Linked DNA regions of Homo sapiens: region 2 is linked to region 1. A link is an interaction called in ENCODE POLR2A ChIA-PET data of the cell type or tissue named here. Cell type or tissue: OCI-LY7. All regions are shown on one strand. Links, peaks and the distances in the headings refer to the core of each region. The heading gives the core; the rest is flanking DNA.

Region 1 (4,402 bases), core at 113-4,112:
TTGGGAGGCTGAGGTGGGTGGATCACCTGAGGTCAGGAGTTCAAGACCAGCCTGACCAACATGGTGAAACTCCATCTCTACTAAAAATACAAAAATTAGCCGGGCATGGTGGTGCGTGCCTGGAATCCCAGCAACTCGGGAGGCTGAGGCAGGAGAATCACTTGAACCCAGGAGGTGGAGGTTGCAGTGGCCGAGATCGTGCCATTGCACTCCAGAGTGAGCAACAACAGCAGGGGGGTAGGCAGGGAGGGAGAAGAACAAAAAGCTACTTTATGCTTATTTAAAGTTATATGATACTGAATCATAGTAAAAACATAAGAACTGGGTATGTATTTTTAAACATATCCTAAGGAAACTTATCTTAAAAAATTAATAAACTCGTTTTGGCTTTAACCATACTAGACAGAATACATTCAGTGTAACGCTCAAATTCTGTGAAGTGCGTCCCTATAGTTTGTTGTGTGTGAATAATAGGATGAAAAATGCTTAGAACATTCGGTGAGCCACTCAAGGATAAATTCAACTCTGCTGCCGTCTACTAAGGTGGTCACTTGAAAAGTTGAAAATGATTTCATGAATTTATTCTGAATAAACTTCTCGCTCTCACATATTCTGCTCCATCTGTTCTTTGTGTTTCAGACAAGGAGGAGTTTGTTGGCTACGGTCAGAAGTTCTTTATAGGTAGGTGATAAATTAACAAGAGGTGGGTCTCTGTCACTTGTTAAATTATGTTTCCAAACCTGACACTGTTTTGAAAGTTTCTTTTGCTAATGAACATTTCCAGACCTGTTCCTCATTCTAGTTTCCTTTTCTTTCTGTCCTTTTTTCTTGTCAATATTCTGATCCATTAATTATTCATTGTTATTCATCTAATTTCCACTGGGTTATCTATTAATTACTCATCAAACACAAATCTTTTTGTTTTCTTCCAGACTGTTTCGTAACCTATTTATCTTATGCTAAAGAGACAAAGTCTCTGACTTTTAAACTTACTTCTTATGGCCACATTTCTATCATCTGTCACCTGGGCAGAGCTTTGTGAAGGACCAGGTACCACTCATGTAAAACCGCTCTGGGCTTCCTTCTATAGGGAGGCAGGGGAAAACTAGCAGAGCCGCAGGGTCTAGAAGGTTGGTTCCCAAGCTGGATGCATTTTGGAATCATCAGGGGAGCGTGAAAAAAAAAAAACAAAAAAAAAAAAAACAAGGGGCCACCTTTCTGTATTGCTTTCAGAATCATTCAGCCTAAAAGCTATTAGGTAGAGCTGAGCAGAGTAGGCAGCTACACAAAGGTGGAGAGTAAGGAGCATGAGCAGGGTGAAGAAGGCATCTGTGCAGGGGACAATGGTAGCCTGGTGCCAATTGTCAGAGGCAGAGTAAAATCAAGAGGGCAGCTGCCATCACTTGGCCTCTGATACCCAACAGGCTTTACAAAGATGCCCGCCTCATCTAGCTTGGGCTCTGACACTTTGTGCGAGGCTATCAACACTGTCTGTCCCCTATCTTGCACATTTAAGTGCTCTTGATTGATACAATAAGCAAAAAAAAACAAAAAAACAAAAAAAAAACAAGGGCCAGGGTTCTCACTGTTAGAGAAGGGAGTTACAAACATGGAAAGGGGAAGTCTAGAATGAATCCTGTAGTGTTGGATTGACATTGTATGTACTGGTGTGAACTCATGGTTTTCAATATATAGACATACAAATATAGATCGAAATGTGCATGTGTATTTATATGTACACATAGAGTTGCTAACTCTGTCTACTGAGAGCACCTGGAAACAGCTCTGAAGATACCAGAAAGCCCTATGATTCGAAAGGCAGATTAAGCAGGAATCTAGGAGCTTAGAAATCATGACCCATGTGTCCAACTTTGCACTGATCACACAGTCCTAAGCAACCACCTAACCTGTCTGTGTCTTAGTGAAACCACCTGAAAAATGTGAAAAATGAGCCTGCTCCACTCTTTCTACCCTGGCCCAAGCCACCCTCATCTCCCACCCAGACCACTGCAGTAGCTTCCTAACTGCTCTCTCCTGAGGCCACACTTGCTCTCCCTACGGTTTACACCAACCAGAGGAGTCTTTCAGAAACATGAATCAAATCATGTCACTACCAACAGCTTCCCATCACACTTCCACAACAATCCAACACTTTCAGAGGCCCTGTGTGATCTGGCTCCAGCCACTTCCCTGACCCTATTTCCATACTCCCTGTTGCTTACCGCCCTGCAGCTATACAGGCTTCCTTGCTGTTCCTCAAATGCTCCAAGCACAGTTCGTTTCTCTGCACCACTGCACTTGCTGTTCCCTTGGCCTGGCTTGCCCGTCTCTGCAGAGGCTTCCTGATGTGGCTCCCTGCCTTCCTCCAGATGTCTGCTCAACGCCAACCTTTCAGAGATACTCCAACCTTACTGCCTATCTAAAAAAGCACCCCCATCACTCTCTATCTACCTCATCTTCTTATGAGTACTTATTTTTTGTTGTTTTTTATGTTTGTCTCTCTTCTTCTACAAAATGTAGATTTCATGAGAAAGTGGCCTTGGATTAGTTGAGCCATCTATCGCCAGCACCCAAGACAATGCCTGGCCCAGAGCAGGTGCTAGATGGGCTAGCACAGGGGGCATTTTCATATTTTTCCCTCATATTACTTCCCATCTTCTAACTTCAGACAGACCTGACTATATTAATGAACACTTTAGGATCATGGTTGCTACATATTTCATCAGGTGTGAAGCTACAAGTGATCTCTCCTGCCTGGTTCTTACGTTCTGTGCACTTCCCCTCCCTAGCTGGCTTCCGCCGCAGCATGCGCCTTTGTCGCAGGAAGTCTCACCTCAGCCCGCTGCATGCCAGTGTGTGCTGCACCGGCAGCTGCTACAGTGCAGTGGGTGCCCCTTACGAGGAGGTGGTGAGGTACCAGCGACGCCCTTCAGACAAGTACCGCCTCATAGTGCTCATGGGTATGTCCCAGCATGCACTGTCTCTCCTCCTCCTTGAGAAGTCTTCCTTCTAGATTCAGGTGTCTTGCATTGGGAATAATGGTGAAAGTAGAACTCTTTATGGACCCCCATACAAATACCTTTTTTAAAAAACAAAGCCATTGTACATGTGTGTTTATAAGTAACATTTTATTGTATCAAGCTTTTTAAAAAATCTACAAGTGAATGTGTTATGACATGGTGTCCATGAACTATATAACCAGTATTACGATGTCATTATGACTGAGATTTTTTTTTTGCCTGCTTAGAATTGTTCTGTAAACATAGATGAGTGTTTCCCCAGACAGATCATTAACCTGTATCCTGAAAATAAATTCTTAAGGTCCATTTCCCTGAGAAATATGTTAAATTCTTAAAGTCCATTCCCCTAAGAAATTTGTAACTACTTCCTTTAGAAAAGTATCTAACATCTTCTGGACTGTATCTTTGGTGCTTTATAAAGATCATGGCAAAGATAGTGCAGGAGTGACCTGCTTTTGTGACCATGACTTTTGCAAAGTTGGTCCCTGTAGCAGTAGCAACTTGTATCCTACTGCCTTCGTGTCTGCCTGTTTAGCTTCATGAGCAAGGCAGGTCCCTGTAGAGCAGAACGATGTGCCTTACAGCTGGGACCAGCAATATCATTTGCAGGCCCCATTGTAAAATGCAAATGCAAGGGCCCCTTGTTAAAAAATTATCAAAGATTTCAAGATGCAATAGTAGAGAATTCATCCAAGCACAGTATCCTTCTAAGCATGTGCCCTGTGTAACTGCACAGGTTCTATACCCATGAAGTCGGCCCTGCCTCCGGCCGGACATGGGGGTGCTGATCGATCATCTGTCAGGAATGTGCCCCTGAATTCTGTAAGTCACAGAACCTATAATTGTTGATGCTGGTTTCTGGCTGTCACTTGATAAAAACCTCATTTGAAGAAGAAAGGCAGAGCTCTCTGATTCTCTAAAATGAGACCAGCTAATTCTCATGGCATTCAACATTAGATGAAGTTTGCTGGGGGTCAGGTTCCTGTGATTCCTTACCTCATTCCTGAATGTTGAAACAATGTGGATTACTCCATGGGTCACTAGAAAAATTCCCAAGAGTTTTCTGGGGTTCTTCCAATTTATGAGAAAGGAAGTTACATAATTTCCCTAAAAATATTTGCTCTCAAGTTTCTTCAGTAGAAGGACTAAAATGATAATTCCATCACATAATTATATTTATCCACATCTGATGATTTCTGTGTGTGACTTTTTGTGTTTAGGACCCTCTGGTGTTGGAGTAAATGAGCTCAGAAGACAACTTATTGAATTTAATCCCAGCCATTTTCAAAGTGCTGTGCCACGTATGTTTAGTTCTGCTTTCATAATGGTTTGTGTTTTGGTAAAACTTTCTTTGCTGATCTCATTTAACTATGTCATTCCAT
Region 2 (4,402 bases), core at 91-4,090, 78 kb before region 1:
ATTTGGGCCTTTTATCTTTTTTATCTTGATCAGTCTTGTCGGCAGTTTACCCCTTTTTAAATTAATTTTTTCAAAAATTAGGGAATCATTTCTTTCGCTTTTAAAAAATTTCATTAATTTCTGCTTTTTATTTCCTTCTACTTTCTTTTTGTTCACCTGTTAACTTCTTAACAACTTCTAGTTTAGCACTTGGTTCATTAATTTTTCAAATTTAAAATTTTTCTAATGTAGCCATTTAAGGCTATAAATTTCCCTCTAATTGTTGCTTTAGCTGAATCTTACAAGTCTTAGTACGTTTTGTTTTTATAGTCATTCAGTTCTAAATATTTTCGAAAGTATTTTTCTAATCCATTATGAATTATTGGACTCACATGCTTGTTGATTTCCAAAATATAGGGGTTTGGCCTTTATTTTTTTAAAATGACAGTTTCAAGAATATGTCTTTAACCTTATGTAGTAACTTTAAAATTCTTGATCTTAATACACCACAATTTTCCATTCTTTTACTTTCAGCCTGTCTGCATTGTTTTGATATATTTCTTATAAGCAGCACATGGATGGACTTATTGTTTGTTGTTGTTGTTGTTTACATTTGAGAACTTCTGGTTTTGACAAGTTTACATTTGTAATTACTGATTTTATATTTATTATTTTAAATATCTTTATTATAATGAATAAAATAGCTTAGTTAACCTATAATGTTGGTGAAATGCTGAATCATAGCCAAAGAAAATAGGAGAAAATGGGGCTGTAGCCAAACCAATAATTAAATGGAGCAGAAAGAAAATTCAATAGTTATTTTTGCAAATAGTAATGCTTGAAGAAAAGCAAGTTTAATTACAGGAAGATGCAAAAAATAGATGGAGACTTGTGACAGTTTAAATGGAAAGCTTCTGGGCTTCCTGAAGGGCTACAGCAGTTACTGACCCTGGTTCCTTATTCTGCTGTTGTTGACCTTCCTCTGGTATTTCCGAGTTAGATTCACAGTACTGAAGAATTGACCTTGTTAGAGCAGAAAAATGAGATGACATAAGTTGAAAGCCTCTTGCCTTTTGCACAGCACCATGCCCAGAGCCTGGGTTTTACATAGTTAAAGGCAGCAATGACATCTTTTTCCAACTTCTGTTTACAAAGTCAATATTTAAAATTACCGTAAAGATTTCATTTTCAGAGGAGAGTTTGAGAATGTCTAAAGCACAGCTAGGCTGCCCACATGGCTGTTAGTGGATCTTGGATGATGATGCACAAGCACTTATCATTCATCTAATTGATCACTCAGCTGCTCACATCAGGCTTGCCTGGTGGTTTGATTATTATGCAAGTTTTTTTCCTAATGTGATAAAATATATGTAATGTCATATTTATCATTTTAATCTTAATTGTACACTAATAAGTGTACAATTTAGGGGGCATCAAATACATTCGCAATGTTGTATAACCATCACTATTTTTTCATTATCTCTGAGAAAAACTCAGTGCATGATAAATAATAACTCCCCCCATACTGTCTCCCCCTGCCTGCCTGGCTCTGGTAACCTCTATTCTACTTCCTCTCTGTTTGAGTTTGCCTGTTCTAGGTACCTTATATGAGTCGAATCACGTATTTATTTGTCGTTCTGTGTCTGGCTTATTTCTTTAAGTATAGTATTTTCAAGGTTCATTCATGTTGTAGCATACGTCAAAATTTCATTCCATTTTATGGCTGAATAATATTCTCTTGTATGTACACATTACCACATTTTATCAATCAGTTCATCTGCTGATGGACACTTAGGTTGTTTCTACCTTTAATATTTTTTTATTTTAAAAATCTGAGTAAAAAGTACAGACCTTGCCATATAAGGAAAGAGTGATATTGCCACTATTAGATTAAAAACTCCCAAGAAAAGATAAGCTGATCAGAGATGGTTTCTGGTTCAGATTTCTTAGGAGTGTAGCTTGGCCTCTTTCGGGGAAGATTATAGGTAAGGACATGAGTGAGTCCTGGAAAGTAATGGAGTTCACAAGAGTTGGAACATTTCTGGTCTACTGTAGACTGGGTACTGGGTATTGAGGAGAAATATGGTCCAAGGGAGTTTGTGTTCACTATATCTTACCTCCGTCTCTCAGGAGCAGGTCAAAGCAGAACACTTGTGTAAAATTAAATAAGTCCTCAGCTGATCTCTGCAGTAGAACGTGGAGAAAGAAGTAGGAACATTAGCACCAGCCAAATATAAATAAAATCTGGGCACTTTATCTAAGATCTTTTTTTTTTTTTGAGACAGGCTGGTCACCCGGGCTGGTGTGCAGTGGCACAACCACGGCTCACTACAGCCTCAACTTCCTGTGCTCAAATGATTCTCCTGCCTCAGCCACCTGAGCAGCTGGGACTACAGGTGTGCGCTTCCATGCCTGGCTAATTTTTGTATTTTTTGCAGAGACAGGGTTTCATTATGTTGCTCAGGCTGGTCTCAAACTTCCGGGCTCAAGCTATCCACCCACCTTGGCAGCCCAAAGTGCTGGGATTGCAGGTGTGAACCACTGCACCCAGCTCACCAACTCTTACTGCTTTACCATTAAGTATTTTGGTTTGGTGAGCTAAGCCTGAATGGGTTATTGATCAGCATTAAAATTTGGAATAAAATTTTAACAATGAATTTATTAAAAACTGAATATTAGCTAATTTTTGGCTTCAGTTTGAAATGCTTTTGAAGATCTCAGCATTGAAATCTTCACATATAATCATCTTTATTGTTTCTTGTTAACTGTAATACTAGTTCTTGCAGCTTTTTATTACTTTCCTATAATAAACTCTTGTTAGGTGATCAATAATTGAAGGAAAAAAGAAGAAATTAGAAGTGTTTTAATATCCACACTAATTCTGTTGGAGCAAGGAGCTTTGCTTTTTCTTCCAGTGTTTCTATTTAGCACAGCTGCCTAGAACAATTAGTCTTGCCATTTATTGCTGTGACTTTTGGCTTTGAAATTAACAGGTAATGGTGTCAGCTGGTCTCTGATTATTCATCTTAAATTGTTGGATGCATGATTCATTTCCTAGAATATAGGCACAAGTCTGTGATTAACCGTTTGTATTGCTACCATTTGCTACTTTTCATACTAAAAATCCTGTCTTATAGATAGGGAAATTCTTTTAATTATATCTGGCTTATTTCATTGTATTTCTACTTTCACAGCACCTAAAAAATGTGCATTCTGAAAGAGGTACTTTCTAGTGAAATTTTTTATTTAATGTACATATTACCAATTCCAAAATGATTAACTAAATTTTTTTTTCCTCTGCCTCTAGTGATTTCCTAAATAAAAACCAAGAGCTGTTGCAAGATTTGTCAGAAGTGAATGACGAAAACACTCAGTTGATGGAAATACTGAATACTTTGTTTTTCTTGCCAATCAGACGACTTCATAATTACGCAAAAGTTTTGCTAAAGCTTGCTACTTGTTTTGAAGTGGTAAGCTCCCATGTATACCTCTTTGGACATTTGGAAAGCCAAGGATCATAGTTGTTTGTATGGATTATGCCACCACAAGATCTGGAACTCCAGTAATTTAATATTTACCTGTGTCTAATTAAATTTAATTTTCTTCAGGGAAATGACAGAGGAAAGTATGACTGTAGATAAATTGAGTTTTCTGTGGATTCAGTTTCCCTTTAGGGCCTTATCAAGATGAATAAACTGTATTCATTTTATGAAACTGTCTAAAGTTGAGACTCTATCAGATGCTACTCATTCAGTAGTTGTCAAAATTTATTGGATGCATGCTGACTATGAGTTAAACAGAGCTCTTTAAAGCCCTGGCTTTCTGTATAATGGCATACACCTGTAAGGCAGGGGTGTTACCCAGCCTGGATTCATGCTAGACTTTATGCCAGGTGTTTAGGTTACCTTAGCAAATGCTGAGAGGAATCAGTTACAGGATTTTCTCAAATGTTAACTAGTCCACCCTTACATAAAACTAGTTAGGTGGAATCCTAGGAAGTTAGCACCACACTAGGATATAGATGTATGTTAAAACTGGTCCTGAGACATTCACCTTTCAAATCCCATCGAAATATGTGATTTCATTTTGTTTCTACCCTGAAAGGCTCTAGAAAAATTATAATGACTCCAAAGTCCCTTATAGGTTTTTTTTATTGTTGTTGTTGTTTGTTTGTTTTTGAGACAGAGTCTCGTTCTGTCACTGGGGCTGGAGTGCAGTGGCGCAATCTTGGCTCACTGCAACCTCCACCTCCCAGGTTCAAGTGATTCTCATGCCTCAGCCTCCTGAGTAGCTGAGATTACAGGTGTGTACCACAACACCGGCTACTTTTTTTTTTTTTTTTTTTTGTATTTTTAGTAGAGATGGGATATCACCATGTTGGCCAGGCTGGCCTCGAACTCCTGACCTCAAGTGATTGGCCTGC

The links. ChIA-PET counts read pairs that join two places held together with the same protein. Peaks named below come from ENCODE experiments on the same cell type or tissue, not always from the same donor. Only the 100,000 strongest peaks of a DNase experiment are listed, where the experiment ranks them.
Region 2: POLR2A ChIA-PET joins it to region 1 with 14 read pairs; 2 of 35 experiments call an interaction of 5 or more read pairs at or near these places.

What each region holds. Positions count from the first base shown.
Region 1 is chr2:201,654,756-201,659,157 of GRCh38, reverse strand. It overlaps MPP4 (MAGUK p55 scaffold protein 4), which reads left to right. Exons shown (of 22, transcript NM_033066.3): 16 at 640-681; 17 at 2,790-2,960; 18 at 4,241-4,321. Among named protein-coding and RNA genes, the nearest start is that of TMEM237, 13 kb to the right of the region's middle. In OCI-LY7, for the core only: no CTCF peak of the experiment used is centred there; no DNase peak of the experiment used is centred there.
Region 2 is chr2:201,732,323-201,736,724 of GRCh38, reverse strand. It overlaps ALS2 (alsin Rho guanine nucleotide exchange factor ALS2), which reads left to right. Exons shown (of 34, transcript NM_020919.4): 13 at 3,287-3,449. Among named protein-coding and RNA genes, the nearest start is that of MPP4, 36 kb to the right of the region's middle. In OCI-LY7, for the core only: no CTCF peak of the experiment used is centred there; a DNase peak (open chromatin) is centred at 2,324; H3K4me3 peaks cover 921 bases; H3K27ac peaks cover 1,486 bases.